Regions from separate parts of the Homo sapiens genome. Here region 2 is linked to region 1. A link is an interaction called in ENCODE POLR2A ChIA-PET data of the cell type or tissue named here. Cell type or tissue: GM12878. All regions are shown on one strand. Links, peaks and the distances in the headings refer to the core of each region. The heading gives the core; the rest is flanking DNA. Region 1 holds the start of LOC105374781 (a long non-coding RNA gene). Region 2 has its middle 4.3 kb from the start of LINC03050.

The links. ChIA-PET counts read pairs that join two places held together with the same protein. Peaks named below come from ENCODE experiments on the same cell type or tissue, not always from the same donor. Only the 100,000 strongest peaks of a DNase experiment are listed, where the experiment ranks them.
Region 2: POLR2A ChIA-PET joins it to region 1 with 7 read pairs; 2 of 35 experiments call an interaction of 5 or more read pairs at or near these places.

What each region holds. Positions count from the first base shown.
Region 1 is chr2:65,514,628-65,519,022 of GRCh38, reverse strand. It overlaps LOC105374781 (a long non-coding RNA gene), which reads left to right and starts at 110. Exons shown (of 3, transcript XR_940192.3): 1 at 110-198. In GM12878, for the core only: no CTCF peak of the experiment used is centred there; a DNase peak (open chromatin) is centred at 2,052.
Region 2 is chr2:65,604,437-65,608,831 of GRCh38, reverse strand. No RefSeq gene overlaps it. Among named protein-coding and RNA genes, the nearest start is that of LINC03050, 4.3 kb to the right of the region's middle. RefSeq lists an enhancer at 2,126-2,605. In GM12878, for the core only: no CTCF peak of the experiment used is centred there; DNase peaks (open chromatin) are centred at 2,041, 2,401, 3,091 and 3,211; H3K4me3 peaks cover 418 bases; H3K27ac peaks cover 3,179 bases.

The sequences.
Region 1 (4,395 bases), core at 258-4,257:
CTATGCTAAGCCAAACATAAGGTACTGATCAAGATATGGATATCATTGGTGCTCACAGCAGCTGCCTTAACTTCCTAATTGGAATGGAGCTGACTATGCCCTGATTGTGTTCTTGGCAAGAGGTGCTGCCCTTGGAGTCAGAGCTTCTACCAAATAGCACAAACTCAATATTTTCTGTCTATGCTGAACTTTGTGAAGGTAAATTATAGATATCTTACTGAGAACATAGCCTCTCTTAAGCTCTTCCCAAAATGTTTGACTTCTAATAGATGCTTAGTATCTATTAAGGAGTATAAGCCAAGCACATTAAGAACAGAGGGGTTTTAAGCAGAAAGAAAGGAGGTAAGGAAAGGATGGAGGGAAGAAGGAAAGAAGGGAAAGAAAGAACAAGTGAGCATTGGCCTAAACTGCTTAAAATTGTTGACTGTGTGAATTTTAGCCCCCAGACCTTCCTTGCCTCTGAAGTTGCAGATACTTGATCCTGGGCTCTGCTTCCGGCCCAGCTTTTTGGAAGGCTTTGGGGACTGGAGGTTTTTTTAAACAGAACCAAATATAAGGAAATAACTCTGTCTGTGAAAAGGCTAAATCACTCTGTGTAAATAAAACTGGGGAATTTCTGGAGTGAAAAATAATTGCCAGAGGCTAATTAACAGCCTAAAATTAGTCCAATTAGACCACAGAAGCAAGGCTCCTCTAGGTCTCTGGGTCTGCCATTTCAAGGAAGCTCCACTCCTTCACCTCCCTGTCACCTTCCAGATCCTTTCTTAAAGAAAACCAGTTCTGGGGTCCTGGAGTTGGAGCCCCTCAGGGCTGAGCTAAAAGGCAGGAAAAAAGAAGTGATGGTGCGAATAGACAGAGCACCAGGCAGTCCCTGGACCCTGAAGACCACCCTGACAACTACCATTCCCGTCATTTCCAGTTTGTCTTTTTTTTTTTTTTTTTTTTTTTTTTTTGAGATGGAGTCTCTCTCTGTTGCCCAGGCTGCAGTGCAGTGGTGAGATCTCAGCTCACTGCAACCTCCGCCTCCTGGGTTCATGCGATTCTCATGCCTCAGCCTCCCGAGTAGCTGGGATTACAGGCACCTGCCACCATGCCTGGCTAATTTTTGTAGTTTTAGTAGAGATGGGGTTTCACCATGTTGGCCAGGCTGATCTCAAACTCCCAACCTCAGGTGATTGTCCCGCCTCAGCCTCCCAAAGTGCTGGGAGTATAGGTGTGAGCCACCGCACCTGGCCAAGTTTGTCTTTTTATGACAAGACAAAAGTTTTGGGATTCAAATCCCAGCCCTGCCATGCTCTAGATCTATAGTCCTGGGAATATCACTTAGCATTTATGAACCCTAGGCCCCTCATCTGTGAAAAAAAAAACAAAAAACAAGCAAACAAACAAAACACAGTGTCTGCCTGTAGTGGCCATCCAATATTTTTCCTTACCCAGTATCCATCCCCCCACCCTTTTTTTTTTTTTTTTTTTTTTTTTTTTTTTTTTTTTGGTTTTTTGGGTTTTTTGAGGTTGTTTTTTTTTTTAAACGGAGTCTCACTCTGTCATCCAGGCTGGAGTGCAGTGGCATGATCTCAGCTCACTGCAACCTCCACCCCTCGGGTTCAAGCAATTCTCCTGCCTCAGCCTCCTGAGTAGCTAGGACTACAGATGCCTGCCACCACGCCTGGCTAATTTTTTTGTATTTTTAGTAGAGACAGGATTTCATCATATTGGTCAGGCTGGTCTCGAACTCCTGACCTCAGGTGATCTACCCGCCTTGGTCTCCCAAAGTGCTGGGATTACAGGTGTGTGCCACCGTGCCCGGCCATCCTTTTACTTATAATAGCACCCTGTTTATATTTGGTGCAACAGCTCCTCACCCACTCTTGGCCTACATGGCTCTGGTGATACAAAATCAACACCATCCCCTAACCCATAGTTAGACAGGTTGTCACATGACCACGATCTGGCCAATTGGTATCTTCTATCCTGGCCCCAGGGTGAAATGTTCAGTTATGAGTCAGACACCCCACTGGGATCACTGAGACTCAGTCCTGAGACTTATCGGCACAAGCTCCTCTCTGTCTTCTAAACTCGAAGCTGAAAATGATGTGGACCCAGTGTTGCTGCGGTCACCACACACAGAGAGGCTGCCTGAGAACGAGGCTGAGATGAGAGAGAAGAGTACCAAATACTGACGGCACACTGGGATAGCGCCAGGGACTGGTCCATGATAGAAGGGAGTAAGTTCCACTTTTTATGTAAGCCAATTTGAGGTGGGTTTTTTATCATCTGAAAACCTTTCATTATGATTTCAGTGGACTCTGAAATCATGACGCCTGAGTTTAAATTGTGGCCCCATGCTTATTAACAGTGGCACTTTGAGTAGATTACTTAATATCTCAATGACTCAGCTTCCTCATCTAATAAATGGATAATAATAGTGCCAACTTCATAAAGCTGTTGTGAGAATTAAATGAGTGAATATGCATAAAGCACTTACAATAATGCCTGGCACATAGAAAATGTAGAAAATGTGTATTGGTGTTAGCTATATATATATATATTTTTTTTTTTTGAGATTGAGTCTTGCTCTGTCATCCAGGCTGGAGTGCAATGGCGCCATCTCGGCTCACTGCAACCTCCACCGACCTCCCAGGTTCAAGCGCTTCTCCTGCCTCAGCCTCCGCAGTAGCTGGGATTACAGGCGCCCACCACCATGCCCAGCTAATTTCTGTATTATCAGTAGAGATGGTTTCACCAGGTTGACCAGGCCGGTCTCGAACTCCTGACCTCAGGTGATCTACCAGCCTCAGCCTCCCAAAGTGCTGGGATTACAGGCATGAGCCACCGCACCCGGCCCGAAGCAGGATTTTAAGCAAGGAGGTGACATCTGACTTTTGTTTCTAAAGATCACTCCAGTTTTTGTGTTGGAAGTAGACTGTGGAGCAAGGGTAGAAACGGGAAGACAAGTCAGGAAGCCCTTGCAGTATCCAGGAGAAAGATAATGCATATCTCAGCATGTTGGCTTTATTCTCTCACACCATCTTTCTCCTGATAAAGGAACTATGTCTGCTGGTGGCTTCTAGGCTCACATCCTCACAGCTTATGACCAGAGGGCAACGGGCTTCTTCTGTTTAATTCAAATTTTGAAAATAAGTAAAGTCCAGTGGAGGGTATGTACCCACTGTGCATTCCACTTGCCATACGCAGCTGGCACTCCTTGAATGCATTTTGGAAAACAAATAAGTAGCACATAAACATGAAGACTTCTACCAGGTTAATTGTGTGAGATGGATTGTAGTGCATCGTTTACAGCCTCTTGCTCATTCTACTTTATGACCAATGGCTATATGTGCAAACTTGACTAGATAAATGTCATAGGGGTGGCCAATGACCATGAGAGAAGCATACAGTCATACCCAGAGAATTGGGTTCCTACTTTTGAATATTTTATCAACATTTTTATCCAAAAGAATAAGGGCAGAATCATCAAGTAAGGCATGGAAGAGGACAGGGAGGACATAGAAAAAATAGGCAGTGTCAAAATCAGACTCTGAAAACCAGCAGCCCAATAACTGAACCTATAGACATGTACTGTTTGGCCAGCACAGTAGTGGCCCACTTGTTGATTTTAATTTTTTAAGTTATTGGCTGATATGTACAAATCAGGGTTTTTCATAGGAACTCAGATTTCTAATTTGTAGTTAAAATGTTGTAGTGTACTCCAGGTATCTGGCAATGCTGAGCCACCTTTTCCCAGTCCCTGATCAGCGGGATTCCCTGGAGAAGGAGCCTCTCACTCCCCACATACATTCTCCTTCTGAAATGTACAGTACCTCCTCAGTCCCCGTAAAAAAAAAAAAAAAAAAAAAAAAAAAAACTTGAACCTCTAATTTTTAAGTGTATTTTCTGAGACACCATACAAAATCCAGAATAGTGTTCTAGAACTAACATGGTAAAAGAAATCTCAAACCACGGGAATGCAAAACTTATGAGTAAGAACAGAGACATTTTCAATTAGGTGCATTTATATCATAGAACAAGTATGAAACAGGCTAATGTGTTAATTTTGGCATGTCTGTCATGAGTGAGACCTTTAGTCATGCCAAATCACAGAGATAAATTTAGAGTCATTCAAAGCCATTAGGATTATTGGCTCCTACATAAGAAGAGCAGGATTAATAAACTCGAGCCTCAGTGGAAACCAGTTCTTTGGCCCATGTCTGTCTTTCTAAGCCATAACTACAAAATGTCTAGGGTGGATACATTAGAAACAGGAACTGGAGTTGACTCAAATTATGAACCAAAAATTCAAAGAGATCACACTCATTTCTGAAACCGAGTGCTGAACTGAAATACAACATTATGTTTTTCTAAATTGTGGACTCATCCAAAAGGATTTCCATGAAA
Region 2 (4,395 bases), core at 252-4,251, 90 kb before region 1:
CTACCCACTCTCACCACCCCCAGGACTGGCTGACAATGCTGTGAGCCCCACGCGGAAGCAGGCCTAGGAAGAGAGGGTGCAAACTTGGATTTCAGCCTCCCATCTCCTCCCAGCTCCCAGACTTCCCCCAGCGTGCACCCCTCTCCTCTTCCTGCAAAAGCAAGCCCTTCTCCCCTCACTCAGCCAAGCCAAATACGCACAGAACCAATTCAGTTTCCAGAAGTTAAAGATCAGCTCCAAGCCGAGACTTGTTCTAAAATAATGGAAGGGGGATGGGAGGGTAGAGAGGAGATGTGGGAACAGAGAGAAAAATTAAGGCTATTGGCTTTCTGTCATTTGGCAGTGAACCTGCCAAAACAAAGTTTGCAGCTTTTAGAGGCTTTACAGTAGGATGGGAGGTGGGGGGTCAGAGGGAACCTTTATCCATTCTGATTTTAAGAATAACTCTTCATCCTGTTCACTCACGGTATACCCTGGAGGGGGATGTGTTTTGTTTTGTTTGTTTTGTTTTGTTTTGTTTTGTTTTGTTTTGTTTTAAAGCAAGAAACCCATAAATGCCACCTCTTTCCAAATTGCCCTCAGTCTCCTTAGAGATGGGACTCTTTTCAAGAGGGGCACCTCCCCGACGGCTGTGGATTAACAACAATAACAACTCGCGCTTGCGAGGAGCTTTTAACTTTTCAAAGTCCTCCTCCATCCATCATCCCGCTTTATCCCCGTGACAGCCTGGTGATGCAGGTGGGGCAGGGATTCCAGGGCCAGCCTTCAATGTAAGCAGAGCAGATTATGTACCCAGCAGACCCAGGGGCCCAGGAAGGGACCGACTGCCCCAGAGAACCTCTCCCAACAAACTGCACCTGAAAATCCTCTTAACAAAAAACTACCCTTCCACTTCACACGACAGATGAGGCTCAAGAAACAAATACCCTCTGGAAAGAGAACCCATCAACCAGTGTGTAATGTGGGGCAAAGCCGGCAGGAAGGCTTTTCAGACGGCAGTGTTTAGTAGGGAAGGGAAATGGTCCACCACCAGGGAAGACACGGGGAATGGAGGAAACCTGGCTTGGCTCGCAGAGTTGCCTGAGGTCACCCCCAGGAATTGCTAACCCTATTTTAAAGGTAGGAAGACACAAAGAGGTCAAGTCACCCCCGTGTTTACTCATTCCTTGATTCAAACACTTTTTTAGTAGCTGCTATTGTGCCAGCCTAGCCCTGGTGTGTAAGATGAAGACATAGAGCCTGCCTGCGAGAAGCCTGCAATGGAGTGCAAGAAGCAGTGTGAGCATCAGGATGGCATCAGATCCTCCTCTCCCCTCCACCCTCCTCATCCCCTTCCCTCTCCCCTCACTTTGGGCAACAGACCATTGCCTTCTAAGCAGGCCTGCCTACATAGTCCAGGATGAAAAATGCAATTGATTTCAGAATGTGTACTGTAGACACATAGCAGAGACTTTTTTGAGAGATAAATTTTGGAATTCTAAAATCTCAGTTTTTATATCAAAAGGCAACTTCTGGAAGCCTCAGAGCATAGTGTCATAATTGGTAGAACAGGGAAAAATTTTCAGCAGTGATGGTTTCCCTTACCATAGGAGGGAACCCACCCCACCAGCTCTTTTTTTTTTTTTTTTTTTTTGACAGAATTTCGCTCTTGTGGCCCAGGCTGGAGTGCAGTGGCGCCATCTCTGCTCACCACAACCTCTGTCTCCCAGATTCAAGTGATTCTCCTGCCTCAGCCTCCCGAGTAGCTGGGATTACAGGCATGCACCACCACACCCGACTAATTTTGTATTTTGAGTAGAGACAGAGTTTCTCCATGTTGGTCAGGCTGGTCTCAAACTCCCAACCTCAGGTGATCCACCCACCTCAGCCTCCCAAAAGTGCTGGGATCACAGGTGTGAGCCACCATGCCTGGCCCCACCTCACCAGCTCTTATCCCACCAGCTGTGAACCTTGGTGAGTCCTTAGTGATCTGATCACATAAGGACACTGAGCCCTAGGGGTGTAGGAGGATTGAAGCCCTGATGCAATGCTTATCATTTTAGTCACCTATCACTCAGTCACAGTTCTGGTGGTTTAGCTATTTCTCTCCTCAAATGCACGGAAAACTGTGATTTGGTTCTCTACAAATGACACTTTCTGTTTTTGTGTTTGTTTTTCAAAATACCTTGGCATAACTCATACAATGAGATTAGAATTTGTTGGTGAACTATTTTTCAGCTCAGTAACCTATTTTTTTAATTGTGGTAAAAATAAAACCACATAACATAAAGTGTACCATCTTAACCATTTTTAAGTGTACAGTTCAGTAGTACTAAATATATTCACATTGCTGTGAGATACATCTCCAGAACTTTCTCATCTTGCAGAACTGAAACTCTATAACTATAAATAACTCTCTTTTGCCCCTTCCCCCAGCTCTTGGCAACCACCCTTCTACTTCCTATTATCTACGATTTGACTAATTTAGATATCTCATGTGAGTAGAATTATACAATGTTTTTCCTTTTGTGTCTGGCTTGTTTCACAGAGCATAATGTCTTCAAGGTTCATCCACGCTGCACCAAGTGTCAGAATTCCTCTCCCTTTTAAGGCTGAATAATATTCCATTGTATGTAAATGCCACATTTTGTTTATCCATTCATCCACTGATGAATATGTAGGTTGCTTCTACCTCTTGGCTCTTGCAAATAACCCTGCTATGAACATGAGTGTGCAAATACCTTTTCAAGACCCTGCTTTTAATTCTTTTGGATATAGGCCCAGAAGTGAGATTCTGGATCATAAGGTAGTCCTAGTTTCAATTTTTTTGAGGAACAATGATACTGTTTCCCATAGCAGTGGCACCATTCTACATCCTCCAACAATTCCCAGGGTTCCAACTTCTCCACATCCCTTTCAACACTTACTGTCTGTTATTGTTGTTGTTTATAGTAGCCACTGTAATGGTTGGGTAATGCCTCAGTTGTGGTCTTGATTTGCATTTCTCTGGTAGTTAGTGATGTTGAGCATCTTTTCATATGCTTTTTGGCCATTTGTAACTCAGCAACCATTTTTAAAAGTGTTGATTTTTGAAGCTCTGAAATTGAGTTTTCCTGTTTTGGGGCAGGCCCCAACTGCCACTTTTCACAGAGGAGGTCCCAGTGAAAAAGAGGCAGTTTCTGTTTTTGACTTTAACATATGACTAAAGTAAGGTTTCTCAGCCTCATCACAATTGACATTTTGGTTGAGGAATGCCCCGTGCATTGTAGGGAGTTTACCAGCATCCCTGGCCTCTAGATGCCAGTAGCATTCCGGCTCCCCTGGTGACAGCCAAAAATATCTCCAGACATTACCAAATGTCTCCGGGGGAACAAAACTGCCCCTGGTTGAGAGCCACTGGATTAGAGTTTTCAAACTAGCATGTTTGAGTTGGCCAACGTGACAATTTTAAATTTTTGAGACAACATTAAAAATTTTGTAGATATCACCTAAAAATTCAGATTTCCAGCTTCTCTTGAGGAAGCAGAGGATACAGGCTATCTTGGGCCTGCATTGCCCCATGGCAATATTTGGCTGGGCTGAGTAGCTACTGCCCCACCCAAGTTTGAGGTGGTTCCCTCAATGTAGCCCATAAAATAAAACCATTGTGAATGCCAGATACATCTGCCTCTAGTTTATCCAGTGAAATAATTCTGATTTGTCTGAGTTTTCCTACTAGTATGCATGATAATGTAAAATCCCAGACCACTGGACCAAAACTACTAGAATTATTTGATATTCCAAAGTTTACTCTCTGTCTTTGTCTGTCTGTCCCTCTCTCTCTCTCTCTCTCTCTCTCTCTCTCTCTCACACACACACACACACACACACACAGAGAGAGAGAGAGAGAGAGAGAGACAGCAAGGTTCACAGAACACTGGACTAGAAGCTGGGAGAGCAAGGTTCTAATCCTGAGTCTGTGTCCTTGATTAATTCAATTTAACAAGTATTCATTGAATGCCTACTACATGAAAGATTTCAAGTTGAGGTCCAGAACTCATATGGACCCTGGCTTCCTTAACTAATGCTCGTATTGAACAGGTGAGTTTCAAGAGCTGATTGAGCTCTAACCACCTACAATCCATACATAAACATAATATAGTAAAACCCTGCTGCTCTGGAAAAATTGAGGCTGGGAATAGAGAAAGAGAGAGTTTGGACTAGTGGCCAGAAGAGACTATAAAATCCTTTTAAATAAATGCAGTTATATATTTTTCACACTCATGTAGTTATGCACACTGGGCTGTGACAGACACGGTTGGCATGACATACATGGGGGTATACCACCCTGATCCCCCAGCAGGGCAGGACCTTCTGCCCAGCTATGGGGAATGTAGCCTTCCAAATCTGCCTCAGCTGCAGAGAGCTGCCTCTCCC